7 separate regions of the Homo sapiens genome follow, and all the other regions are linked to region 3. A link is a contact called in ENCODE Hi-C or POLR2A ChIA-PET data. All regions are on one chromosome and are shown on one strand. Each heading gives the region's core, a stretch centred on a gene start or an enhancer-like site at or near the end of the contact. The rest is flanking DNA. Distances are from core to core; before and after follow the strand shown. Region 1 holds the start of DNPEP-AS1 (DNPEP antisense RNA 1). Region 2 holds the start of STK11IP (serine/threonine kinase 11 interacting protein). Region 3 holds the start of FARSB (phenylalanyl-tRNA synthetase subunit beta). Region 4 holds the start of MFF (mitochondrial fission factor). Region 5 holds the start of GMPPA (GDP-mannose pyrophosphorylase A). Region 6 holds the start of AGFG1 (ArfGAP with FG repeats 1). Region 7 holds the start of RHBDD1 (rhomboid domain containing 1).

The links. Hi-C counts contacts between places; a loop is a spot of excess contacts on that map. ChIA-PET counts read pairs that join two places held with the same protein, here RNA polymerase II (POLR2A). Pooled maps may share reads with other maps.
Region 1: a loop to region 3 is called in a map of CD8-positive, alpha-beta T cell, with 6 times the contacts of the local background. The contact joins the promoter of DNPEP-AS1 here to the promoter of FARSB in region 3. A Hi-C loop is called at or near these places in 1 of 168 maps with a recorded cell type or tissue (CD8-positive, alpha-beta T cell), 1 of 37 single-sample maps with no recorded cell type and 12 of 50 pooled maps.
Region 2: a map of naive thymus-derived CD4-positive, alpha-beta T cell shows a loop between it and region 3 (28-fold over the local background). The contact joins the promoter of STK11IP here to the promoter of FARSB in region 3. A Hi-C loop is called at or near these places in 1 of 168 maps with a recorded cell type or tissue (naive thymus-derived CD4-positive, alpha-beta T cell), 1 of 37 single-sample maps with no recorded cell type and 11 of 50 pooled maps. POLR2A ChIA-PET finds 5 or more read pairs at or near these places in 1 of 52 experiments (Panc1).
Region 4: a loop to region 3 is called in a map of CD8-positive, alpha-beta T cell, with 19 times the contacts of the local background. The contact joins the promoter of MFF here to the promoter of FARSB in region 3. A Hi-C loop is called at or near these places in 6 of 168 maps with a recorded cell type or tissue (B cell, CD4-positive, alpha-beta T cell, CD8-positive, alpha-beta T cell and 1 more), 1 of 37 single-sample maps with no recorded cell type and 7 of 50 pooled maps.
Region 5: a loop to region 3 is called in a map of CD4-positive, alpha-beta T cell, with 11 times the contacts of the local background. The contact joins the promoter of GMPPA here to the promoter of FARSB in region 3. A Hi-C loop is called at or near these places in 3 of 168 maps with a recorded cell type or tissue (CD4-positive, alpha-beta T cell and naive thymus-derived CD4-positive, alpha-beta T cell) and 10 of 50 pooled maps. POLR2A ChIA-PET finds 5 or more read pairs at or near these places in 1 of 52 experiments (activated T-cell).
Region 6: a pooled map shows a loop between it and region 3 (4-fold over the local background). The contact joins the promoter of AGFG1 here to the promoter of FARSB in region 3. A Hi-C loop is called at or near these places in 5 of 50 pooled maps.
Region 7: a map of naive thymus-derived CD4-positive, alpha-beta T cell shows a loop between it and region 3 (24-fold over the local background). The contact joins the promoter of RHBDD1 here to the promoter of FARSB in region 3. A Hi-C loop is called at or near these places in 1 of 168 maps with a recorded cell type or tissue (naive thymus-derived CD4-positive, alpha-beta T cell) and 9 of 50 pooled maps. POLR2A ChIA-PET finds 5 or more read pairs at or near these places in 1 of 52 experiments (CD4-positive, alpha-beta T cell).

What each region holds. Positions count from the first base shown.
Region 1 is chr2:219,386,394-219,389,970 of GRCh38, reverse strand. It overlaps DNPEP-AS1 (DNPEP antisense RNA 1), which reads right to left and starts at 1,401. Exons shown (of 4, transcript NR_183823.1): 1 at 1,175-1,401; 2 at 923-1,084. It overlaps DNPEP (aspartyl aminopeptidase), which reads left to right and starts at 2,059. Exons shown (of 15, transcript NM_012100.4): 1 at 2,059-2,212; 2 at 2,808-2,901; 3 at 2,991-3,079; 4 at 3,193-3,306; 5 at 3,560-3,577. The coding sequence starts at 2,177. RefSeq lists silencers at 1,258-1,407, 1,488-2,007, 2,028-2,267 and an enhancer at 2,532-3,378.
Region 2 is chr2:219,595,366-219,599,181 of GRCh38, reverse strand. It overlaps STK11IP (serine/threonine kinase 11 interacting protein), which reads right to left and starts at 1,325. Exons shown (of 25, transcript NM_052902.4): 1 at 1,259-1,325; 2 at 1,002-1,088. The coding sequence starts at 1,062. RefSeq lists enhancers at 884-943, 1,154-1,373.
Region 3 is chr2:222,654,407-222,658,214 of GRCh38, reverse strand. FARSB (phenylalanyl-tRNA synthetase subunit beta) reads left to right here and starts at 2,123. Exons shown (of 17, transcript NM_005687.5): 1 at 2,123-2,199. The coding sequence starts at 2,142. It overlaps LOC124907985 (a long non-coding RNA gene), which reads right to left and starts at 1,782. Exons shown (of 2, transcript XR_007088095.1): 1 at 1,704-1,782. RefSeq lists a silencer at 1,700-1,896 and an enhancer at 2,013-2,062.
Region 4 is chr2:227,323,301-227,326,652 of GRCh38, reverse strand. MFF (mitochondrial fission factor) reads right to left here and starts at 1,402. Exons shown (of 9, transcript NM_001277062.2): 1 at 1,226-1,402. It overlaps MFF-DT (MFF divergent transcript), which reads left to right and starts at 1,489. Exons shown (of 14, transcript NR_102371.1): 1 at 1,489-1,535. RefSeq lists a silencer at 1,061-1,350 and an enhancer at 1,531-1,580.
Region 5 is chr2:219,497,301-219,500,654 of GRCh38, reverse strand. GMPPA (GDP-mannose pyrophosphorylase A) reads right to left here and starts at 1,764. Exons shown (of 13, transcript NM_013335.4): 1 at 1,717-1,764; 2 at 640-699; 3 at 437-534. The coding sequence starts at 679. It overlaps SPEGNB (SPEG neighbor), which reads right to left. Exons shown (of 5, transcript NM_001286811.2): 4 at 2,794-2,935; 5 at 2,368-2,604. The coding sequence ends at 2,466. The region is part of intron 1 of ASIC4-AS1 (ASIC4 antisense RNA 1); the gene reads left to right. RefSeq lists enhancers at 1,695-1,884, 1,889-2,706, 2,707-3,354 and a silencer at 2,715-2,794.
Region 6 is chr2:227,470,282-227,473,950 of GRCh38, reverse strand. AGFG1 (ArfGAP with FG repeats 1) reads right to left here and starts at 1,795. Exons shown (of 13, transcript NM_004504.5): 1 at 1,363-1,795. The coding sequence starts at 1,529. MIR5703 (microRNA 5703) reads right to left here and starts at 1,819; the gene lies at 1,764-1,819. LOC124907994 (a long non-coding RNA gene) reads left to right here and starts at 1,852. Exons shown (of 2, transcript XR_007088114.1): 1 at 1,852-2,791; 2 at 2,962-3,163. RefSeq lists a silencer at 1,087-1,806 and an enhancer at 1,919-2,882.
Region 7 is chr2:226,834,353-226,837,884 of GRCh38, reverse strand. It overlaps RHBDD1 (rhomboid domain containing 1), which reads right to left and starts at 1,831. Exons shown (of 9, transcript NM_001167608.3): 1 at 1,798-1,831. RefSeq lists enhancers at 1,319-1,468, 2,309-2,378, 2,218-2,512 and a silencer at 1,519-2,048.

The DNA of each region.
Region 1 (3,577 bases), core at 152-2,651, 3.3 Mb after region 3:
ATACATTGTAGCCTTGTTTCGGCCCTTTCACTGTCCTCCTTGAATGTGTCCCCTCCCCAGGAGGTAGAGGACAAGAATGCTCTCTCCATGTCCTGCTCAGCATTGAGCTTTATACATAATTTTATTTATTTATTTATTGAGACAGAATCTCACTCTGTCGCCCAGGCTGGAGTGCAGTGGCACGATCTCAGCTCACTGCAACCTCCACCTCCCGGGTTCAAGCGATTCTCTTGCCTCAGCCTCCCAAGTAGCTGCTGGGATTACAGGCACGTGCCACTACACCCGGCTAATTTTTGTATTTTTTGTAGAGACGGGGTTTCACCATGTTGGTCAGACTGGTCACGAACTCCTGACCTCAAGTGATCTACCCGCCTCGGCCTCCCAAAGTGCTGGGATTACAGGCGTGAGCCACTGCGCCAGGCCCATAATGGTATTTCAACAAACGGTTAGGGAATGCCATGAATTTAAGCCAGCACCTAGTGGGTGAATTCTTGAAAACTCCCCTGCCATATCTACTAGTTTGAAGTGAGGGCTGCAGGACCTTTCCAGCCTCTCCCCATCCCACCCTGTCACTCCCCACCCCAGGTATATAAACGGCAGGTTGCTCCATAAACCTGTGATCTCTGGAATTTTGTTTGAACCCCTGGTAGCTGGGCCCTGTTTTGGATCTAGAGGCCACCAAGAGTCCTGATCAGTTCCTGCAGCTAGGAAGGTGCATGGGGTTTAAACGTGCTACTCACTACTCCTGACATGGGAATACTGGAACTGCCAATAATGTGGAATTTGTTTTTCTGTTGTTTTTAACAAATGGAAAGGGCACAGATATCAGAGTCAAATCCCAGATCCACCCAAACAGCTATGTGATCTTGGGCAAGTCAACTTCTGTGTCCCTTGTGGACCTCCCGTGTAACATAACACTTACCAAAGCGCATAGAAAAAGGTCCAGAAAAGATCTGAGAGAAGGCTGTAGGGTTGTTCCAGGCCTCTGCAATCAAACTGATGGAGTTCAAACCCCACCTGTGCCGTTTATTACCTCGACGGATCACTAGTCTCCGTATCTCAGCTTTCTCTGTTCATGCATAAACTGGGGACAGTAAGAGTACATAGTTGATGGGGCAGTTGTGAAGATTAAACGAGGTAACAGGCCAATCTTTATCATAAAGCTAAAGCTCACCGTGAGCGCCCCATGGACATTAGCCTTATTGCTTTTATTGTCACAAAGGTGGCTGTGGCGAGAGACAGCACTTTGTACCGTACCCGTCGGACCCGGTGAGCTGGAGGGGCGAGCTTTTTATTGGCCTCGAGGCCCGGGGCACGGGGAGGCGGGCCGTCCGCGGCTGTCCTAGCACCTCCGCGGCAGCAGAGGGCCCTGGCGGCGGCTGCGGGTCGCGCGGCGTGGGTGACGGGGGTGCAGGGCGGGGCCTAACGAGCAGCCCCCGCAGGGGCGGAGACGAGGGCGGGCCGGAGGCGGAGGCGCGGCCTGGAGAGGGATGGGGCGGAAGCGGGGCGGGCGGTGCAGCCTAGCGAGGGGCGGGGCGGACGAGGAAGCGTGACGAGCGGCGGGGCGGGTGGAGCAGCCTGGCGAGGAGCGGGGCGGGGTGGGCGGCACGGCCTGACAAGGGGCGGGGAGCGCAAGGAGGCCTGACGAAGGGCGGGGCGGAGCAAGGGCGGGGGCAGGGCGAGTAGTGGGGTACAGCGAGGGCCGGAGCGGATGGGGGAAACCTGGTGAGGGGCGGGACAAAGCGGGGAGGGCGGTGCAGCCTGGCGAGAGGCGGGGCGGACGAGGAAGCTTGACGAGGGGCGGGGCGGGCGGTGCAGCCCTGCGAGGGGCAGGGCGGGCGGTGCTTCCTGGCGAGGGGCGGGGCGGGGCGGGCGGTGCGGCCAAGCTAGGGGCGGGGCAAGGGCGGGGCAAGGCGGGTGGTGGTGCCCAGCGAGGGGCGGAGCGGACAGGGTAAGCCCGCCGAGGGGCGGGGCTGACCGAGGTGGGCGGGGCGGATGCCGAGGGGCGGGGAGAGGTGGGCGGGGAGGCCAAACATGGGGCGGGGCGGCGCGGCCGGGGAAGCGTGATGAAGGCCTACGAGTGCGGCGCGGCCTGAAGGGGCACGCGGGGGACCTGCAAAGCTAGTGAGGGGCGGGGCAGGCGGCGCGGTGGGGGCGGGCCGAGCCCGGAGGCCAGATGAGCGGACACAGCCCCACGCGCGGGGCCATGCAGGTAAGTGGCTCCCGACGGCCCCACTTGAATTTCGATCCCAGACCGGGTCCGGCGCCCTCCGGGGCCCAAGCTTAGCGCGGTGCTGCAGTGGGGCCGCCTGACCCAAAGCGAAACCGAAAGCCCCGCGGAGGGTGACCTGACGACTTTCCCGGGACTGGAAGGGGGAGTCCTGCGAGAGACTAGGTGGGTGCGAGAGAGGAGTCAGGGTGCTCCTTGGGGTACAGGGCTTTGGCTCCGGGCTGGGTACGCGCACGTGATGCAGGCCGCCTCAGAGTATGGGGCCCGCTTGGGATCCCGGAGTTTGGGAGCAGAACAGGATTTCCTAGCTGGGCAGGGACATGGGGGCGGGACTTAGGGAGTCGGGCTAAAGTTCGGATTAAGGGGCGGGCCTGGCTCATGATCCTGGGCCGGCGGGCTGAAGCTTTCAACGGAGTTTCAGCCCTGGGTTTGGGTCTCTCGGTGGGGACGGGCGGAAGCAGAGGTCTGTGCCTTAGAGTGGTCACTTCTGGGGGTGGGGATGGGAGAATCCTCGGAACCTGGGTGAAAGGTCAGGGGTCCCAGACCTTGTAAAAGTCTGAGCATCCCCCTCCCCTAGGTGGCCATGAACGGTAAGGCCCGCAAAGAGGCGGTGCAGACTGCGGCTAAGGAACTCCTCAAGTTCGTGAACCGGAGTCCCTCTCCTTTCCATGGTAAGCGGTGGCCAGGGCAAGGGAGGAGGGTGGAGGCTGATGCGCCCTTCACCAGCTTCCATCGCTGTGAGAGGGTGCTTTTCCCACAGCTGTGGCTGAATGCCGCAACCGCCTTCTCCAGGCTGGCTTCAGTGAACTCAAGGAGACTGAGAAATGGAATATTAAGCCCGAGAGCAAGGTACTGGGGGTGGGGTGGGGGTGGAAAGGCAGGTCCCTAGGCTGGTCTCCAAGCCCTGTGTGCCAGCTGAGTAATGCAACTCACACCCCTGTCTTTCCTCCCCTTCTCCTCAGTACTTCATGACCAGGAACTCCTCCACCATCATAGCTTTTGCTGTAGGGGGCCAGTACGTTCCTGGCAATGGCTTCAGCCTCATCGGGGCCCACACGGACAGCCCCTGCCTCCGGGTAAGGAACTCGGACGGTGTTGGGGTGGGAGGAGATGTCAGAGGGAGTACAGGGCAAAAGAGAACTAGGAGGTACAAACTGGGGCCTCTATCCCCTGGAGTAAGGGAGAAGGTAAACTTGTTGGCCCCTTCCTTCACACCTTGAGCCTTTCATGTGACACTAATATTCGCTGTCTGTTACTTATGAGTAGCCAAAGTCTCATCTCCACATATCGTCATGAAGCCTTCTCTGACTTCTCCATCTTTACACTCAGGTGAAACGTCGGTCTCGC
Region 2 (3,816 bases), core at 76-2,575, 3.1 Mb after region 3:
AGGAGGTGGAGGTTGCAGTGAGCTGAGATTGCGCCACTGCACTCCAGCCTGGGTGACACAGCAAGACTCTGTCTCAAAAAAAAGAAAAGAAAGAAAAGAAAACTGCTATAAAGAGAGCTTCCACAGATATCGTCAATAGGAGCATGGAGTGATGGAGGACAGCTAACATTAACTGTAGTATGTACCAGATGACTTTGGTATCTCATTCAAACCTTCTCAGAATCTCTCAAAGAGAAGCACTATTAACCCCATCTTACAGATATGAAAATTGAGGTTCAAAAAAGTGAAAAATCTTGATGGAGATCATATAATTGGTAGGAAGTTACTTCTCCTATCTGATCTCAAAGCCAAGGCTTTTTCTACCACAACTAATGCCAACCAAGTATTCAACAACTACTGTGGCTCCATTATGCCCAGGCACAGTGCCAAGCATCAGGGAAATCATTACAATAACAATAGCTCCCAACTGTAAGCAGTTACTATACTTGCAGGCATTGTACTAAATACATGAATTAAAACGAATCCCCACAAATGTTAAGTACAATCACTATGCCAATCTGTGAGGAAAACTGAGCCTCAGGAAACAGTATGGCAAGTTTGAAAGAGGGTTGATATTCCAACCCAAGTGGGTCCGACTCCAAATCTCGTGCTTCTATCTACTGTATTTAGTACCTTGCTACACAATAATGATTATGACCGAGATCAGTCCCTGGTCCTGAGGGGCTTTTAGTCAGGTAATGATCACTTCCTTCTGACAGTGTCAGAGAAGGCACGGAGGGAGGGATACCGCCCTTTGGCCTCAAAGGACGGCTAGAGTTTAGGCTATCACAGGCAAAGGACACTGTAAGGGCGAACAAACCTGGGAAAAGTAAAGAAATTGAACTCTGACACCTGGTGACCCTACCAGTCGTAACTCCATGACTCTCAGGGCGTGTCTCCAGAAAGCACCACCCCCACCTCGTCCGAGGTCCGAGGCCCAGCCCAACCGGAAGTCCACTCACCGGACTCCCGCAGCAACCCCGCGAGCTTCCACAACAGGGAGTCCCTCTGAGCGGTCGTCATGGCCACGGGACGCTGGGGGGCGGAGCCTGGGGGGGGAAAGAGGAAGCGGAAGAGCCTCAGGTGGGCGGTAGTGCCAAAAGCCCAGGGCGTCCGCGCAAACCGAGGCGTCATGCGGAGAAAAAGGCGAGAAAGAAAAGAGAGGAAGAGCATCCTCCTGGCCGCCCTTTCGAGGAACATAAGTCCTGGTCAGACATACCGAACCTCCCCGTCTGGTCCTCCTACCAGCTCAGCTGCCCGGCGCCTATCAATGATGGAAAGGAAGTCCCGCCCCGGAAGAAAATCGAGCCAAGGGACGACCGGAAAACATGTCTCTGCCGCCGGAAACCGCGCCGTAGATCATGCAAACGAATCGAAAAGGGGCGGTGCGGGGGCTGTCTCCTGACCGCGGTGGTGGCTGCAGTGGTTCCCTGGGCTTCCTGGCCCGGAGCTGGGCACCCATTATTCCCCCGCCCTGCGCAGCCTGGGGCTCCCGCTTGGCTTTCGGCGAGCCTACCGCGCCGGTGAGGAAACCCTGACTCGTTTGCAAACTGGGCGGGGAAGCAAAGTTTAGAGAAATGGAGCTTTGTTAGATAAAAATTTTTTCAACGCAAACAGTCATTTTCCAGTGAAAGGAGAGCGTATCCGCCGTAGGATGGACTTAGATCGTGTAAAAGCTGAGGCCACCGAGGATATAACCTCCGGGGTCCTTTGCCTCCTTTTCCTTAGACTCCCTCCAAACTCGTGTATCTTTCCTTCAGCAGTACTGGGCTCCACGCGAACCTAGTCCTTTGTCTTTACCCTATTACCTTTCATAACATCCTAGTTGAAAAGTAGTTATTCAACCGCGTTTGAAAATGAGAACAGGTTCACAGAGGCTAGGTTACTTGCGAAGGTCGTTCAATTAGTAACCAGTAGCGCCAGGACTGCCAGTTTCTTGCTTCCGAATTCTCATGGTAGCTTTCACCAGGCTCCCCGTCAAATGCTAACGTCAACTACTGAACTAGATTAGCAAAAAGGTCTTTTAACAGAATTCCTGGTTTTCAGAGAGAGTTTCTTTCATGAAGCGCCCCATTTCTACAGAGGAAAATCAAAATGAATCCTAAGCCAGTTGAAAGGAGGGATAGGATCATAGTCATCTTTATCCCAAGTTGCCAGATTTGAAAGATTTTATTTTCTCAAGACAAAATATTTGAAATGGCAAATATTTCAAATATTTTGAATATTTGAACCACACAATTTCGCATTCATGGCATACTACTTGTGCTCTGAGCTGAAAGCCTTTTAGGTTAAATAAAGTAAGTGGAGATACATCCGAAGCAGCAGTGTTGAGCTCAGAAAAACAATACCCCAAAATACGGCGCTTTGGTATGCTGACTATTTTGAACTAAAAGAGACTGGAAGGCCTCAGGCACAGTCTCTCCGACCTTTTCCTGCCCTCCTGTCTCCCAGCCTTCTTTCTTCCCCAAGGCAAGCCATAGAAACCAGAATTCCTCTTCCCCAAGATGAGTCACAGAAACTAGAAGCCCTCTCCCCCAAAGCCAGCCATAAAACCTAAACTTCCCCCCACCTTTCTATGTAAGAGCTGGCCGTGGCCTGGCGCGGTGGCTCACGCCTGTAATCCCAGCACTTTGGGAGGCCGAGGCCAGCAGATCACCAGAGGTCGGGAGTTCGAGACCAGCCCAACCAACATGGAGAAACCCTGTGTCTTCTAAAAATACAAAATTAGCCGGGCATGGTAGTGCATGCCTGTAATCCCAGCTATTCGGGAGGCTGAGGCAGGAGAATCGCTTGAACCCGGGAGACAGAGGTTGCTGTGAGCCGAGATCACGCCATTGCACTCCAGCCTGGGCAACAGGAGGGAAACTCAGTCCAAAAAACAAGCTGGCCGTAAAGAACTTCTCTGGCCTACCTTGTCTGATAGGCCGTAAGACCCTCATTCTGGAAGAGATCCTGCCTCATACCTGGGAGGAAGGAATGCTACACAGAAAGACCTCGTTGGGTTTCCACCTGCTGTCTGTTACTATTAAGTGGCACACTTTTTGCCCAACCACATTACTGCAGGCTGTCCATTTTTCATAGAATCTAAGCATTAAAAACAAGTTTTCCCTGGCTCTTTGGGTAGCCATTTCTGAAGGCTCCCATGTCATGTAAAACTTTGATTAAATAAACTTCTTAGTTTATTTTAGATTTTTCTCTTAACCTATCTTGTTATACGAGCTCTGACCCTTATGATGAGGAAGAAAGGCATCACAACTTTTCAGCCCCTACAACAGCTAACTAGTATGCAAATATAAAGTCAGAGTAAGAGCTCAGTATATTTTGTTGAATTATTAATCCCATAACCTGACGATTGTCAGTCCCTGTTTATTAATCATCTGGAACTTAGAAGGGCAGATTCTCCCAAACAGTAACTGCCAACTCTACCCCTCTTAGGCAAGAAACAGATTCTTTTCAAGTCACTGACATTGCAGTGTCTTGAAATCTGTTTCAGCCGTGCCTTTTCAACCCATAGTTATTTTCTGAGAATTGCTCCACCCACATGGGTAGCCCCTGTAGCCAGGTTTGCTCTATATCCCTTTGCTTCTCAGAAACATGGAAGTGGACAAAGGGAGAAGCAAAGAAAGCTGAACTACAGAGGGAGAGAAAAATAGATCTACTAAGGGAAAGCAACAGGAGACTCCGTAGTTCTTGTTTCCCTCCCCCTTGTGAGGCCCACTCTCCTTTCTACCCTTGGCCTGTAGGGGAGGCCTTGGCTGCCTTCCAGAGAATTCTCCC
Region 3 (3,808 bases), core at 874-3,373:
CCTCGGCCTCCCAAAGTGCTGGAATTACAGATATGGGACACAATAATTCTTTAAGGTGTATATTATTATCCCTATTTTATGGATGAGGAAACTGAGGTTCAGAGGCCACAGAACACTTTGGAGTGCCCAAAGCAGAGCAGGTCAGCAGGAAGTCCTTTGGTTATTTATTATTACTATTTTGTTGTTGTTGTTGTTATTGCTTTTAAGACAGAGTCTTGCTCTGTCACCCAGGCTGGAGTGCAGTGGCGTGATCTTGGCTCACTGCAACCTCTGCCTCCTGGGTTAAAGTGATTCTCAGTCCTCAGCCTCCCCAGTAGCTGGGATTACAAGTGCCCACCACCACACCCAGCTAATTTTTGTAATTTTAGTAGAGATGGGGTTTTATCATGTTGGCCAGGCTGGTTTCCAACTCTTGACCTCAAGTGATCTGCCCACTTCAGCCTCCCAAAGTGTTGGTATTACAAGTGTGAGCCATCATGCCTGGCACTAGTCCTTTGCTTATTAATTGAGCAGAAAGCACCAATTTTAGGTGGAAAGCTGTATTTTGCATTGGGGATGTTTGCCATTTATGGGGTGTTGCCAATCTGTTATGTTGGTCACTGGGAAGGGACTGCCTTCCCATGGAGGGGAGCTAATACTGTATAGTGAAAAACTGCTTGATTAATAGTTAGGGTGGCTTACATCTGGCTCAGCTTTTCTCCCCTCATGTGAAGGACTTTGGAAGAAGCCCTCACTCACTGTACAGTAGAAAGGATTAGGGCAAGGCTCCCCCTGGAACTGCCAGTTTGTGCCTTAGTTTCATTACCTGTAAAACAGGGATAATGGTACCTATCTTGATGTATTAGTTTCCCTTGGCTGCTGAAACAAATTACCACGAACTTGCTGACTTAAACCATAAATTTATGCTCTCACAGTTCTGGAGGCCAGAAACCCAAAATCAGTTTCACTGGGCCCAAATCAGCATGCATTATAGGGCTGCCCCATGGGCTGGGCGTGAATCTGTCCTTGTCTCTGTTTATTTCAGGGATACATGTGCAGGATGTGAAGGTTTGTTACATAGGTAAATGTATGCCATGGTGGTTTGCTGCCCAGATCATCCCATCACCTAAGTATTAAGCCCAGCATCTATTAGCTATTCTTGATGCTCCCCGCTCCTCCACCCCCTCACCCCCAGTGTGTGCTTGTCTCTTTGTTTCTGGTGGCTGCTGGCATCCTTGGGTTGTGGCTGCCATACTCCAATCTCTGCCACCGTGGCTAAATCGTCTCTCTCAACCTCCCTTTTATGATTTGATGAGGATACTGTGATTCCATTTAGTGTTCGTCTTTCGAATCCAGGATAATCTTCATCTCAAAATCCTTAACTTAACCTGCAAAGACGCTGTTTCCATATAAAGTTACATTTAGAGGTTGCAGGGATTAGGGTCTGATATTATTGGGGGCCGTTATTCAGCCTATTACACTCAGGGTTGTTTTAAGGAGGAAATTTAATGCTGGCAGAGGGCTGAGCACAGCCCACTGACAGCAGAGAGCACTGAGCAAATAGACAAAAAAAGAGGTCTCTTACAATGCCTCCCTTATAGGGCTGCCGTAAAGTTCAAACAAAGCACAGGTATATCACTTATACGAGTAGAGGAGAGATTAAAGAATGAAGTAAAAACTGAGGTCTGTTAACAGCCCCTCTCCCGCCGCCAGGATTTGCACACCTTTCTCTGCAGGAAGCCTTGAACCCTCTCCACTCGCATTTCCACCACCTCCAGGCAAGATCTCCCACGTGGAGGCCCCACCCCCTCCCTGACGCGCCCCACTCTCGCCCCGCCCACCTGGTGGGCGTCCCCGGCCGTTAGCGCCCTGGAAGCATCCGGGACTTCAGGGTCAGTACATTACAATGCCTGACAAATCCTAGCCAGTTCTATCAAATTATATCTTTCTTACAGGCTTTTAAGCTATTAGTCTCATAAAGATACATTTAATCAGCGAGGTAATGGCATGATGAGTGTTTTTAGGTTAAAAAGAGAACAGGAACTGTTGCCAGCAGAATGGCGATATTCAAGACAACACGCACAAGAAGAGGCGGGTCCTACGCGCTTCGCTAGGGAAGCCCGGGTCAGCTCGCTGCGCAGGCGCAGTGAGTTCGACACACCATGCCGACTGTCAGCGTGAAGCGTGATCTGCTCTTCCAAGCCCTGGGCCGCACCTACAGTGAGTGGCGGCCCTATACGTTGGGCCCTACGCCTCTTCTCGGAGGCAGGGCCTCCCTCCAAAAGGGCAATGTGGCGACATTCATGCCTTCCTGAAGGTTTTGGCTCCGGGAGGCCGGGGTTTACGCGGGAAGGCCGATGATGGTGGCGGTCCGGCTGGGCTGTGGTAGCCTCGGAACCGGCATCGCAGCGGTGCCACTGCTTGTGCCCGGCTTGCCGTGTCATTCATTCAGCGATCTGCCATCGAGTGCCTACAGCGTGCCTGGCACCGACATCCAAGCCAGGGGATAGAACAGGAAGGAAACCCGGGGTTGCATCCCGAGCGTAGCCAGTTAATTGCAATAGCAGCGCTGTGGGAACTCAGTTTATAAGGGGGTAGGAGGAGAGATTTGTGCAGCGGGGTGGAGAACGGCATTCCACCTGTCTTCGTTTTATTAATGTTTCCTGAGCGCCTGTTATGTGTCAGGCACTGTTCTAAGAGCTTAGGACTAGAGCTGTGCACACGACACGTCAGGTCCACGTTCTGTCTGATGGAGGCAGACAATTAACCAGCACGTTAATAAAATGATTTCGGATAATGTTAAATGCCATCAAGGAAAGAAAAGGTGTTGTGCCAAGAACAACTTTAGATAGGGTGGTAACATTTGATCTGAGACCTGAATGGGGAGTATTAAATGGGTGTAGACTTCATTCTACATTTCATCTTTTAATCAGTTCTAAAAACACAACCATTGAAAAAAAGGAGGGAGATATTAAATGCAGTTATCAGTTACCTCACAGCCGTAGCAGCTGCCCCACCCTATTTTTTTTTTTATTTTTATTTTTTGAGACGGAGTCTGCACTCCCAGGCTGGAGTGCAGTGGCGCGATCTCGGCTGACAGCAACCTCCGTCTCCCTGTTCAAGCAATTTTCTGCCTCAGCCTCCCGAGTAGCTGGGATTACAGGCGTCCGCCATCGCGCCCGAGTAATTTTTTTGTATTTTTAGAGAGACCAGGTTTCACCATCTTGGCCAGGCTGGTCTTAAACTCCTGACCTCGTGATCCACCTGCCGCGGCCTCCCAAAATGCTGGGATTACAGGCGTGAGCCACCGCGCCCGGCCCCCACCCCATAATTTTTAGCTTGTATAAAGGCTGGACCAACTGGTTCGTGAGAGCTGTTTTTTTTGTTTTTAGGGCTCAGTGTGTTAACAAAGGCCTAATTGGTTTAATGACAGCCACCGCTTCCCAGAATAAGATTACTGTTACAGTGAAAATAAAGCTGGCTTTTAAGAATCTTTCCTAAGTGTGTACTTTTAGATAGTACCTATTCTCTATGTGATATTCTTCGTAAGTTCTGCCATAAGTCCCTGAAAGTAAAGGAAATACAAGGGTATTGTATTACTCTTACCCTTTGTACTTGGCTCTAATCGCCTAATCGCTTTATTTTATAATGAGCTTATTTATATTTCTTACCTGCCCTTCTAAACCATATTCTCACTAATGGGATGTGGTACAGGTTAATAATTCCTTATCCAAAATGCTTGAGACCAGAAGCGTCTTGGATTTTGGATTTTGGGATATTTGCATATACATAATGAGATATTTTGGGGGTGGGACCAAGTCTAAACATG
Region 4 (3,352 bases), core at 153-2,652, 4.7 Mb before region 3:
ATGAACTTTAAAATAAGGTTATGAACCCACAGAAAAGTTTCAATACCAGAAGAGAGGAGAGCGAAGACTAAACTTTGCAATTCTGAAAGGAGGCAGCTCTATCAGACAGGAAGGGAGAGAACACAATTTCCTTTTGGAAAAAATGGCAAAACCAATATACAAGCCTTTGAAACCAAAAGATAGAAGGTCCCCCAAGCAATTTAATTGCATGGGAAAAGACTACTAAGTATAACTAAATCGTCCTAATTTTCCTAAGGGTTTTTCTTTTGGGCTCTCATTAGCCAACGGAATTGAGGCAGAAAAAATGTTTTTCACGCAGGGAGACAAAACATTTGTGATCATCTTAAGTCTCTCGGTGGATGAGAGGCCTGAATACAAATGGTTCTATATTTGGGCAGAAGGGCCAGAAACCTTTTTTTTTTTTTTCCCCTTTAATGTTCTCCAATGAAAACATGTCACTTTTGAAAGGGTGCTCTTCCCTCGAGAATGCCCTTTGCTTCTAACTTTGTGGGAGGTAGACAGGGGTGTTCTTTTACGATAGTAATAGTAGCACACGTCCTGCAGAGGAAGGTCAGAAGCTCGGCGGAACAGGAACCGCAGCTTTCCTCCGGCTTCCCAGCTCCTGGAAGGAAACCCGAGAGCAACTGCCTGCAGCCACATCTGCGAGCAGGGATGCTCACAGACGGACAGGGTGGCCCGCAGCCACCCGCGATGCCACAACCTGGGCTTCCAACAAGGCCCTTCTTTTCCAAAATGTACTTGCCACAAAACAACACAAAAACCTCCTTTTAAACAAGGCAGGTTTAAGGTCAGCCTGTAAGGTGTCAGGGCCTTGGCAGGGAAGGATGAGTGAAGACCTGCAAAGCCCGGCGTTCACGCTCACGGGACTCCCGCTGCTTCCCAAACCCCTATTTTCCAGTCGGAAAAGTCCGGGTTAATACACAAAAGGAGACGCCGAACCACACAAGGTGAAGAGGTTCGCCCAAAAACACCTGCAGAAGACGCTCCTCTCCCTCGCTCTCCTCGGGGACTCAAGGTCCCGGGGAGGAGGAAAGACCAGGGTTGAAGGCAAGAGGCCCGGGGACGGGACTCGGGTCAGGGAGACACTACCGGGGGGGCCGGGGCCACCGCGGGTCCCTGTTGGCCGGAGGGTCTCGGCGGCGGCGATAGGCCTGGCAGCCAGCTCGGGCGGCAGGTCGCGGGTCGGGAAGACGTCAACACTCACCCCTGGGCCCACAGGAGGGTCCCGGCGAGGACCCCCGCCCTCTGGCTCCCGGGGCGCTCGAGTGGGCGCTCTCAGAGGTGGTTGGCTGAGAGCACGGAGGCGCCCAGGGACAGCACCGGCGGAGCGGCCCGCAGAGGGCCAGGGCAGAAGCGCGAAAGGCGCGGGCTGGCCCCTTCTGGGAGCCGTAGCGGAAGAGTGTTCGTGGTCATGTGACGCGGAAAAGGGCGGACGCGTGGCCCACGCACTGGAACGGCTCCACGGTAAGCGATGCGCAGACATCTTTGTTGTGGGCGAAACGAGGTGACCGCAGGTGACTCCTCTTGCGGTTAAGTTTAATTCACACTTCGGCTTTATTAGATTTTGTAATCTTTAAGAACTTGGTGTTTGCAAGGTAAACCTTTGGTAGCCAATTAAAACAACTTTTTCAGGACCATCTGGCATGAAAATTTCTATGCTGTGAGGCTTAGGAATTCTCATATGTAAATCAGCTCCGCCAGTGATTCCATGAGTTCCAATTTGATACTTCTTAAGCCCTCGGTTGATCAGACCTTGTCTTCCATGAGAATTCCGGGAGAGGGGAAGTTAAGTTTCACAGTAGTTGGCGGCATCGTTTAGCTTTGGGAGAGCACTCTCTGCTTCTGAACACCCAACCACAGACTCTTCCCCCCAGGAAGCCCTTGCTTAGAGCGGGGGAAAAATGGTACAGTGCTTGTCAGTATGGGAATGTACTGAGGCCAAATAATGTGATATTTTATATGCCTTGGTTTTCACAAACACCTAAAGGTGTACACATGACTTATGTACTCCCCTACGATCTAATTGATATTCTAGAGATGTTACCATTCTTCAAAATGATTTGGGAAGCCCTCTGAATTGCGTTCTTGGGCTTCTTAACACTGGTGTAGGGAAAGTGAAAATATTTCCTCTCCCCTCTTGGGGTCTTGGCTGGGCCTAAGAATTAAACTGATGAGGAAAAGAGTCAAACTCTAAAATATTTGAAGAGATTTATTCTGAGCCAAATGTGAGTGACCATGGCCCGTGACAGAGCCCTCAGGAGGTCCTGAGAACATGTGTCCAAGGTGGTTGGGGCGCAGCTTGGTTTTATGTATTTTAGGGAGGCATGAGACATCAATCAAATAAATTTAAGAACTACATTGGTTTGGTTCAGAAAGGTGGGACAACTCAAAGCAGGGGCTTCCAAGGCTGTAGGTAAATTTAAACATTTTCTGGTTGACAGTTGAAGACCTGGGACCCATAGAAAGGAAATGTTGAGGTTAAAATAAAAGATTGTGGAGACCAAGGTTCTTTTGAAGTCTTATAGTGGCTGCCCTTAGAGACAATGGATGACAAATGTTTCCTATTCAGATCTTTAAAAGGTGCTAGATTCTTACGTAATCTCTTTAGGATTGGGAGGACCTGGAAGAAAATGATCTAGCTATGTTAATAGAAATTCTATGTAGATGCAGATTTTCCCCCAACAAAGGACAGCTTTGCAGAGCCGTTTCAAGATATGTCAAAAACTAAAAAAAATGTTTTGCGGTAAAATATTTTGATTTTGTTTCTTGTCTCGTTATGCCAGTGTCAGATTGGAAAGTAAGTCACAATATATAGGGTTAAATAAAACCCATCTGATGAGAATTTATGGATTGTAGGGCATGAATCCCTAGGCCCCTTAGATAGGAATTTGAGCAAGATTAAAAAAAAAATCAGAGCTTAGTCTCCACTGACGTAAAATAGAGACATAAAACATAACAGGAGGAAAGCATACAAATTTTATTTAGTAATTTTTACATTTACATTGGAGCCTTCCCTAGAAAAATGGAGACCCAAATTAACAGTTGGACCCTAAGTGCTTTTGAGTCTCCATTTTTCTAGGGAAGGCTAAAAAGAGTAGTAAATTGTGAAAATGTGAGAAAACAAACAGATTTGGGTTAGTGCAGTTAATGCAGAAGTGACTAAGAAGATAAAGGTTGTTGTAACAAAGTGGAAATGAAAATCGGTAAGTTTGTGCAGATACAGCTCAGCTTTGACTCCATGTCTCTGGTGTTGAGAACATCTCCCTTCCTCCTTATACAGGGAGGGCACCTTTCATACGGAAGTTTTATCTCCTGCTTTCAGGAAGGAAAA
Region 5 (3,354 bases), core at 515-3,014, 3.2 Mb after region 3:
GAGGGTGTGTTATTTGTTGCAGACCTCACAGCAGGCAGAGACTGAATTCAAACCAAAACCTTGCCTGGCTCAATACGAAAAGCAATAAAGAAATGAGCAACAATGTGATCAAGGATATGAATTTGTGCTTGGTTATCATTAAGAGTCTCCATGCTACGGCTTTACATTGTCTCCAAGATCCTTGCCTGATCTCACATTCCACACTTTAAAAATAGGAGTGAAATCTGAGCAGGAAGAGGCCAGATGAGAAACTAGATTAGGGGAAGACAGCAGGGCAGCTGCACAGCATAACTTGAGGGGGCGCCATTCACATTGTCATCTGTGAATGATGGTCCTTGGAGTTATGCCTGGTGGGAAGAGTTCATGGTTGGGAAAGGGGGAAACAGCATGAAGATAAGCAGGAAGTGAGGTGAGAGAGGGGAGCCCCTGAGGTTACCTGGGCACAGGCTTCAATATGGTGTTGGATCATAGGGACCCCTGCCACAGGAAACAATGGTTTGGGCACCTCAAAAGACAAAGGTCTGAAGCGAGTTCCTGGGAGAGGAGAGAGGAGAACATTTCGGCCTCCTGCCTTCCTCTGCCCCCATCCCGCCTACCACTCCAGCCCAACCTCCTCCCCCCATTCCCCTGGCACCTCACCCTTTTGAGGGCCTCCAATCAGGATCACCGCTTTGAGCATAATGGTGACTGCTACCTAAACTTCAAATTCCAACAGAGAAATCAAGCTCAGATCTCCTACCCCAACCAAGCCCCAAAACCCAAATAGCAACACTTAGCCCTCTCCCAAGATGTAAACCCAAAGCTCAATATAGTCTCTGCCTGGACCCAACACCTCACAAATCCCACACATCTCAAATCCCAGCAGAGAAATCAAGCTCAGATCTCACACCCCAACCAAACCCCAAACCCCAAATAGCAGCACTTAGCCCTCCCCCAAGATGTAAACCCAAAGCTCAATATAGTCCCTGCCTGGACAGAACCTCACAAATCCCACACATCTCAAATCCCAACCCAGATTCCAGTCGGCCTTCAAACCTCACAGTGATTCCTCCCAAATTCTGAAATTCACACCCCACAATTTGATCTCTAAAAGACTTCCCTCTGGCCATGAACAAATTCTGCAAATTCAGAAACCTGGCAGAGACTCCCTTCTCAGACCCAAACCTCAAAATACTGAAGCCTCAAATTCCCAAAGTGTTGCGTCTTCATTCTAGATATTAAGCCCTGAACCCCAATAGTGAACCCTGAATATTGGACAGCAAACCCTGAGTGAGCCTCAGATATTTAACTTAAATCCTGAACGTAATCCCCAAGTACTGAACTAACACTGATCTGAATTTGAAGAACCCCTAATCCCAGCAAAAATCCTCTATATGCTAAACATGAATCCTAAAACTAACCTCTGTATGTTGAACCCCAAATCAAAAGACAGGTTCCCTTGGCATCTCAAACACTGAACCTATTGACCCCCCTCCAGTCCTAATACGGACGACTGGGTCTAAATCTCTGGATTCGGAGGATTGATTGATTGCTGACCCTCTGAACCCCACAACTGACTCTGTCCAATAAACCCTGGCCTCTCATTGCCAGGGATTGTGGGACCAACACAGGGGCGGGCGCACCGAGGGCCAGCCAGGACCTCGGAGCCCGCTCTCCGTCTAGAGGGTGTCCCCTGCCCCTTACCCCTGCCGCCACCCCTCCACCAGCTCCCTTTACCACTAGCTCCCTTCACTCCAGCTCTGCCGCCCGCTACTGCAAGCTCCTTCCGCGCACGTGTCTTCTCGCAAGTCGCGAGAACTCATTCGCAGGGTCTGCCGGGAATTGTAGTCTGACCCTTTACCCGCTTTCTAACTTTATGGGAGAGGAAAGAGGTGCTGAAGTCCAGGGGTGTGACCAAGGGATCGCGGGGCGGGGTTAAATGCGAAGAAGGGTGGGGCCTGAGAAGCCCAGCCTGGAACTTAAGACTGGGACCCGAGCTGTTGGGGAATCGGCCTCGGGGCAGCAGCCGAAGTGAGGAACTGGGTCCCACAGGAAAACGGGACTAAGGACAGCAGGGGTGTGTGGCCAGCCCTGGAAGGGGCGGGGCCAGGGGCAAACAGCCACAAGGGGCTGGGGCTGGAGGCGCTCAAAAGCGGAGAAGGCGGAGTCCCAGGCCCAGCCGGCGGTACCGCTGGGAAGTGAGGGCGCCTTGGACGGCGAGGGCAACTCTTATCAGTTTGACTGTCTGAAATGCAGCACGGCGCTAGGCGCTCTCCAGACCTCCCTGTGACTCCAACAGGCTGTGACCTTGGCGTGGGGGTCTGGAATACGTGTGGGCGCTGGTGCGGGGGAGAGGGAATGGCGACGCGGAAGAGCAGGACAGACGCGGAGGGTCAGAGAGCAGCTTTATTAAGCAAGCTGGTGGAGGGCTGTGGGTCCCACCACCCCCGGGCTCGGCGCCAGGGCGGAAGGTCCGGGGGTGCCGTTCAGGCCACGTCGACGCGAGCGAAGCTCTGGTCCATGCCCAGGCTGTTCTCCACGTACACCTCGTACTTGCCGCTGTCCTGAGGCGTGGCCCGGCGAATGGTCAGCGTCGTGGTGGTGCTGCCGATCTCGAAGAACACCCTGCGGAAGGGCGGCGGGGAGGAGGGCGGAGCCGTGGTCAGTACACGGGCGCACTGGGCGGGGCTCCTTAGCCAGCTCTGTTCCTCGCTGCCCAGTCCCCGCCCCCGTCACTCCAGCCAGATTTCTGGGCTCAGTCCCACCCAGGTTCCAGCCCCAGGCCCTGGCCGTGCCGCAGGTCCCGGCCCTCGCCTGTCATCCTCCTCGATGTCCTCCCCGTCCTTGGTCCAGCCTACGTCGGGCGCAGGCTCTCCCAGGATCTCCGCAGTCAGCGTCACGGTGGTGCCTTTGCGCGCCTTAGTGTTGTCGGGTCCCTTTTGAATCTTCGTCGGGACTAGCGGAAGGAAAGGGGAGCGAAACCCCGTGAAGGACCCGGAGATGAGGCAGGGCATCACCTCACCGGCTAATACCCGGCACTAAATACAGATGCATTTAAACTCGCAGTGTGACGTTGAGCAAATCATTAGCCTCTCTGGTTTCATCTCCTTGGCTGTTAAAGGGACTTATCCCTGCCTCTCCTACTTCTCGGGGTCGAATAGAGGATCAAGAGAGATAAGGCGGGCGAAAGCCCCTGAATGTTCACACATCTCGCGGTGCCTCAGAGACCGCTCCGGGTAGTGGAAATTGCCAGAGTTGGGAGCCAGAAGACCCGGGTCCAACCCTGGCTCTGCCTCTGGCTTGCTGTGTGACCTTGGGGACCCGGAGCCGCGTGATGGAAGTCCACAGCTGACTGCTCAGCCCGGGTGGAGCTGG
Region 6 (3,669 bases), core at 546-3,045, 4.8 Mb before region 3:
TGGACTGTAAGAACCAAGAGAACAAGACTTTGCTATATTTACTGGCACACCCCAGGGCCTTACACAACCTAATAGGCACCAAAAAAAATGTCTGCTGAAGAAATAACACTCATGTAATACTAATAATGCCTCTTTGCCCAACTTTAAAAAGCAAATAGTACATACTAGACATGTTCTGCATTTTCTAAGTTTTAAGAAATCAATTTTCCCACATAAAGTATTATGTGCTTTGTATTAATCTTACAAGCAAAGGTTTTAAAAATACTTAGTAACTGCCACGTTGTTAGTAACTTTAAATACAAGATAATAATATAAAAGCATTTTATCAATTCCAAAACCACCTGCAAATTTTCCGAATGAAATTGCACGGCAATAAAAATCTTTATCAAAATAAAGCTTAATGAAGCAAAGAACAACAAACACAAATCATCCCAGTAACTCAGGACGGTAGTGTCTTTCTGAAATCATGGTGACTTGCTAGCTCTCCTCATTTCTGTGTACAGCCAGGGCACTCGGGTATTGATAGCGAGATACAGATAAATCTCACAGATAACTCCATCATATTTAGAATCACACAGCTCCTAGTGGGTACCTTATTGCCATTAAAACTTTCCCCCAACTCCTCAACACTCTCTTCGGACCATAAAACTAAAATCCCACAGCTTCAAATCTGCTCCTCTGCCTCCCCCTCCCGCAATTAATCCTTTCGAACTTTTCCCAGGGGATTCACATCTGCCATCAAGATGCTTTCATCCTGCTACTATTCCTAAGTGCCTGCTTCCTCCCAGTTACGTAGGTACTCTCGACCCAGAAAAAAGGCACGGGCGAGGCAGGCGTCCCTCCCTCCCACCCCAGCTTCTCCCCGACCCCCAGCAGGAGCGCCCAGCAGGTGCCTCGCTCCGCACCGCGGCTCCCGGGCCGCTGAGAGGCGGGGCACACAAAGGACCCGCATGGACCTCCCCCCCGGCCTCCTAGCGTCTTCCCCCACCCCCCACAGCCCGGCGCCCCGGGTAGCTGGAGAGCGAGGGCGGCGGCCGCAGGCTCGACGGAGACCAGGGACGCTCGCCCCGGTCGCCCCCTCCCTGACCCCAACCCCGCCCACGTCCCACCCACGAAGGCTGCCCAGAACGTAAACCCTCGCCCGGCAAAACCGAAAACGCATCCCCAGCCCGGCTGCCCGGGCCCTGCGCATCCAGCCCGCAGCCTCCCACGCCGCGCCCGCCAGCCGGCGCCCAACGGCCGCCCCCGACCGCCTCCCACGGCACCCGGCTCTTTCCCAGCCCCGGAAGGGTCCCGGTCCCGCCGCCCGCTCCCCCACCTCCCGGGAAGGGCCCGACACCCGCCCGGCCGCCCCGCACTCACAGGCTGCCGGAGCAGGAGGTACACACGAAGGAGCCGACCGTCATGTTAACGTAGGTGGGGCCGCGCTGGTCGCAGTCGAAGCACTTTCGGTTGTGCGGGAGGCCGGTCATGTCCCGCAGCATCTTCAGGTGCTTCTCCTCCTGCTTCCGCTTCGCGCTGGCCGCCATGGCCGCGGCGCCAAGGGAGGAGGCCGGCAGGGCCGGGAGCCGGGCAGCGCTGCGCCGGGGGCCCGCGGTCCCACGGGCCGCCCTGGCCGCGGCCGCCGCCCTCCGTCTGCGCGCGCCGCCCGCGCCGGACCCGGCCGCAGCGGCTTGGCTGTACTGGGCTCGACGCGGCCCGGGCGCTGTGGTACGCGGGCTGACGGGCCACACCAACCGGCACAGCCGGGACAACCGCCGCCGCCGCCGCCACCTTCCCGACTTCTCCTGAGGGGAAAAGACGAGGAAGGGGACGGCAAGAGGAGGCCCGCCCTGGGCGGCCGGTAGCCAAGTGTCCGCTGGCGCCCTCTGCTGGCCAGGAGGAGTCACTGCGGCCTCGCTGAGGCATGGGCCGGGTCTGGAGCCAAGTAGGGTAGACACAATGGTGATAATAATATTAATAATAGACAGTATTTATTGAGCGCTTATATATGCAAAGCGTTTCACATGGGTTACCTTCCCCTTCTGTTTAAAACTCTTCAAGGGCTTTCCACTGCTTTGAGTATAATTCCAAATTCCTCACCGTGCCGTAAAAAGTGCTCCATAGTCTAGCCCAGTCTACCTCATTCTTCGTCGTCCTCACTCAGCCACACTGGATTTTGAGTTTTCTGAACACAGCAAGCTCCTTTCTGACTCCTGCAGGACCTTTGCCCTTGCTCTTCTCTCTTTATCTTTGGGCCAGCTAATTTGGGGGGGCTTGGGGTGTCCTGTGCACTGTAGGATACTGGGCGGCGTTCCTAGCCTATACCCACTAGATACAAGAACAAACCCCCCAATTCCCATTGCTGGCAACCAAAAATCCCCAGACATTGCCAAAAGTGGAGGGAACTTTAGGGCGGTGCAGTCACCTGGCTTGAGAACTGCTGCGTGTGGAAACCCGGATCATCCATAGCTGACATCCTCTAAGTCAGGTGGGGCTCAGATGTCACCTCCCCCGCCAGACTGTCCCAGATCAGCCGAGTTAATGTTGCAGCTCACCTTTCTCGAAGTTGCTCTCCATCAAATTGCTGCGTTGTATTTTCGTCTCAGTTCTAGCTATTTGAAATACTGCATCTTATTTCGTGTTTACCATGGGTGATCTGGACTCTCCCTTTAGGCGCTAAACAGCCTGGCCCCCGTATTTTCTGTGCCACTCCACCCCATTCCCCTCGCAGAGCTGGAGACTAGGTGTTCAATGTTGACGGAATGAATACATGAAATCGTTCATGTAATCTTCACAACAACCCTTCGAGGTGAGCGTTATTGTTATTTACATTTTACAAAACAGGAAGATGAAACCCTGAGGGATTAAGTAAATTTACCCAAGGGTACCTATGGCGAAGCTCAATTCCAACCCAGACAGCCAGACTGCAGGACCCAAATCCCCACTGCAACAATCAACTTCGTCTCTCGTTTTCCAAAGGAGTACAGGGAGACCCAGAGAGCTGAAGTTCTCAAATCACTGGGCTGTTGAATGGATTAGAATCTACGTTTCCTAACAGCCAAGACCAACCTCCACATCTCTCATGAAAGGGATTGGGTGAATCAACAAAGTGAGACTTCATATTAATATAATACTACTAATAATAATTAATGTTTTTAATATTAAAAGAAATGGACAGATAGATTGGCCAATGAATGTTTTTAAACTTTTCTATTATGGAAAATATCAAACTACCATGAGCCCATGGACCACTTTCAGCAATGATTAAGCCCATGGCTAATCTTGCTTTATAAATACCTCAACCCTCCATCCCCTCTCCTATTATTTTAAAGCAAATTCTAGGTTTCGTACCATTCATCTAAATGGTACATAGTTCCATTTGTATCCCTAAAAAATAAAAACTTTATCTCTTTCAAACTTAGCCATGATACCGTTAGCATATCTAAAAAGTTAACAATAGGCTGGGCACGATGGCGCACACCTGTAATCCCAGCACTGTGGGAGGCCAAGGCAGGTGGATTACCTGAGGTCAGGAGTTCAGGACCAGCCTGGCCTACATGGCGAAACCGGGTCTCTACTAAAAATATGAAAATTAGCCAGGCATGGTGGCATGCACTTGTAGTCCCAGCTACTTGGGAAGCTGAGGCAGGAGAATCACTTGAACCTGGGAGGCAGAGGTGGCAGTGA
Region 7 (3,532 bases), core at 582-3,081, 4.2 Mb before region 3:
AAGTCACTATGTTACAATAATTCTCAACTCTAAAACTAGTGCTTACCTCTGGTCTTTACCAAATTCTGGGTCAAAGAAGGTATAACTAAACTGAAGACGAGGCAGGTGGATTACCTGAGGTCAGGAGTTCGGGACCAGCTTGGCAAACGTGGTGAAACCGTCTCTACTAAAAATACAAAAATTAGCTGGGCGTGGTGGCAGACGCCTGTAATCCCAGCTACCTGGGAAGCTGAGGCAGGAGAATCGTTTGAACCCTGGAGGCAGCGGTTACAGTGATCCAAGATTGCACCATTGCACTCCAGCCTGGGTGGCAGAAAGAGACTGTCTCCAAACAAAGCTGAAGAGATCAGAAGGCCAAAGAATTAAAAACTACTCTTCAACATAAATACTAATGCTATTCTTAAAAATCCTACAACCACAATAGCATTAGTATGCACTGCTTTAACTTTTAACTGAATATCCTGCATCCAACAACCTTGACTACACAGAATTGAGAATCCCGAGGTAAACAAAATACCCTCTAAGCAGCAGTCCCAATATCCATGCGCTACAGCTCATATCTACCCCGCTGAAGAATCCTTCCAGCACAAACTATGTACTTATTTTATGCAGTTCTAATAAGTTACTTAATAACATCTTTGAGGGTTTTCTATGTGTTTTGTGTTAAACATTTTTCTTGCATCTTCATATTCCAGCCCTGTGAGGTAACATGTCCAAGTTTTTCCATCTAGGAATTACTTCAATTCAAATTCCATTATATGTGATTCCACAATGGGTGTTATCACTACGCCATTAATTCTCAAACTTTAGCGTCCAGGTGCATTGGTATCAACTGGAAGGCTTGTTAAAATATATTTCTGATTCAGTAAGTTTGGGATAAGACCCCAAAATGTGCATTTCCAAGAAGTTCCCAAGTGATGCTGATCCTAGCGTCCTGGGATTATTTAGAAACCAATGCACTTCTATTCTTCTTTGAAAGAATACTTGCTTTCCACAGCGACGGCAGGCCTGCAGCAAACCAGAAGCCTTTAAAGTTTATTAGAACTACCTCAAAAAGACACACAACTGTGAGAAATTAGATAAAGCCTTCTAATAAGCAATTTCAAAGAGAAAAAAGAAAAGCCTGGGAGTCACTGAGTGTACTGCAGAGACCCAAACACCTCGATAATTGAATCATAACTAGGCAGGCACTCATTCATTTTGACAGTAACGCTGAGTCTTCAAAAGAGTTTATGCTCAGTTTAGAAAAACAAATAAGGCTGTGATCCGTTTCTTGTAAACGTTTATCCAAAGGTTTTTAGGGGTTGGACAGAAAGGGTTTACTTTGGCGGATTTTTTGTCCTCTAATAAAAGTTATTACTGCGGTGAGGCTTAGACTTGTTCTGAGAAACTGAAAGCTGTCCCGAGAGCACCTGAAACTGCATGCTCTGTTGCTGATGCAACGTCACTTCAAACTTCCTGCTTTCAAAAGGAACCCTTTAAACTCGCTCAGCGCCAACCCCTTCCTCCGAGTGTGGGCACGTCGTTCCCGTGCGGTCCGGCGGAGATGCGGCAACTTCGACAAGACCCCAGGTGGAGTTACCCCAGGAAACGCCCTCCCCGCTCTCGGACTTGCCCCGGACGGGGAGGCTGTGCCTCCAGCCCCGCCATGCCTCCCTCGCCCTAGCCCCCCGGGAGGCGCCGACCTCCGCCCAGCAGCCCCAGCCCGGCCGCCAGCTCCCGCAGCCCGGGGAAACGGCGAGAGATGCCGCTCACAACCAACGACAGCAGCCGGACCAAACAGACGCGGAAACTCACGCTCTCTACGACCCGCCTGCGTCCCCACGTCTTCGCGCGCACGTGCGTCATCACGCACGTTCCCGATCCGGGGCGCCCCGGGTTCCTGGGGCCGGGTGCGGGAGGGGAGGGCCTTAAAGCGGACGGCTCGGCCGCGGCGCATGCTTAGTTGTGCGCGCCCGCGCTCTGCTGTCTGCAGACCGCGTGCGCCGGCAGTGGCTCTAAGGGGGCCGCGAGGGCACAGCGGGGCAGGACCGCGGCAGAGCGCAGTAAGGAGAGTGTGGACCCTCGCCCTGTCCTCTAAGCTCCATGTGAAATGTGGATAATATTCCTTACTGCCATAAATAGCCACTGGCCGCTGACTACGCGTAAGGCAAACAAGCGACCTGCGTTCAAGGGACCCGAAGACTAGGGGAGAAGCAGCGAGCGGGTCGCGGCCGCCTACCCAACGGACGCCTCTGCCCAGGTTCTCTGCCGGGAAGCTTCGTCCTTCCGGGCCCCAGCGCAGCCGGAGGCTGGGGAGCTGCTGCCTGGAAGGGTCAGATACCGCCTGTTAGGCGGAGGGTGGGAAAGACACTCTCCTGCTTCAGGAGCTATCGCAGACAACCGGAGGGCGGCTTATCGCAGAGTCCCAGAGCCAGCCAGCAAGGCAAGGTCGCGGGTGCACCTTTCACTCCCAGAAGCTTGGGTCTGGGACTGCACCACGCAACGTTTGCCCATTTTGAGGGCTTTAGGTGTTTCATATTTCAGTTAATAGAATTTCGATTAATACATAATTTGATACCATTTTAATTGTTTGCTACTCGGGAGCAAGTTTTATGTTTAGCTGTAGGAGTTAGGCTAAGTTAAATGTTGCAATGCTATATATATTTAATAGGATATGAAAAAACTATCTTACAGCCGGGCGCGGTAACTCACGCCTGTAATCCCCGCACTTTGGGAGGTCGAGGCAGGAGGATCGCTTGAGCTCAGGAGTTTGAGACCAGCCTGGACAACATAGTGAGACCTTGTCTCTATTTAAAAAACAACAACAGGCCTGGCGCGGTGGCCCACGCCTGTAATCCCAGCACTTTGGGAGGCTAAGGCGGGCGGATCACCGGAGGTCAGGAATTCAAAACCAGCCTGGCCAACATGGCGAAACCCTGTCTCTACTAAAAATACAAAAATTAGCCAGGCATGGTTGCGGGCGCCTGTAATCCCGGCTACTCGGGAGGCTGAGGCAGGGGAATCCTTGAACCCGGGAGGCAGAGGTTGCAGTGAGATCGCGTCCATGCACTCCAGCCTGGGCGACAGAGCATGACTCTATCTCAAAAAAAAAAAATCTTACTATTTGGTATGGAATTTTCTGATAGCTAGGGTAAAGATGCTCTTTTTCCAAGAAGGAATCCGAGTATCCGAATACAGGTGGTTTAGTGTTACTCTTTGTTTATTGGAAGTTGTAGCAGCTGTGTTTAGATAGTCTGCTAAAACAAAAACTGCCTAAACCAGAAGAGTTTATCTTTTGCCATTGTGTATTAAAACTCTTCATAGAAATATTTATTTTGGAGTTTGAAATTTAAGTGAAAATGTGGCTCATGCATAGGTGTGGGTGTACATATGACTTTCAAGTGACAAAGAAGATTCTTAGCAAATTGTACGTGTTCATTAAGACTCATAAGTTACCTCTTTCCTAGAAAAACAATATACTCCTCCAAAAGCTCAACTGACAATGAGAAACTGCATTTCTGGACATGAAAAGTCAAATGAATGCGGGGAA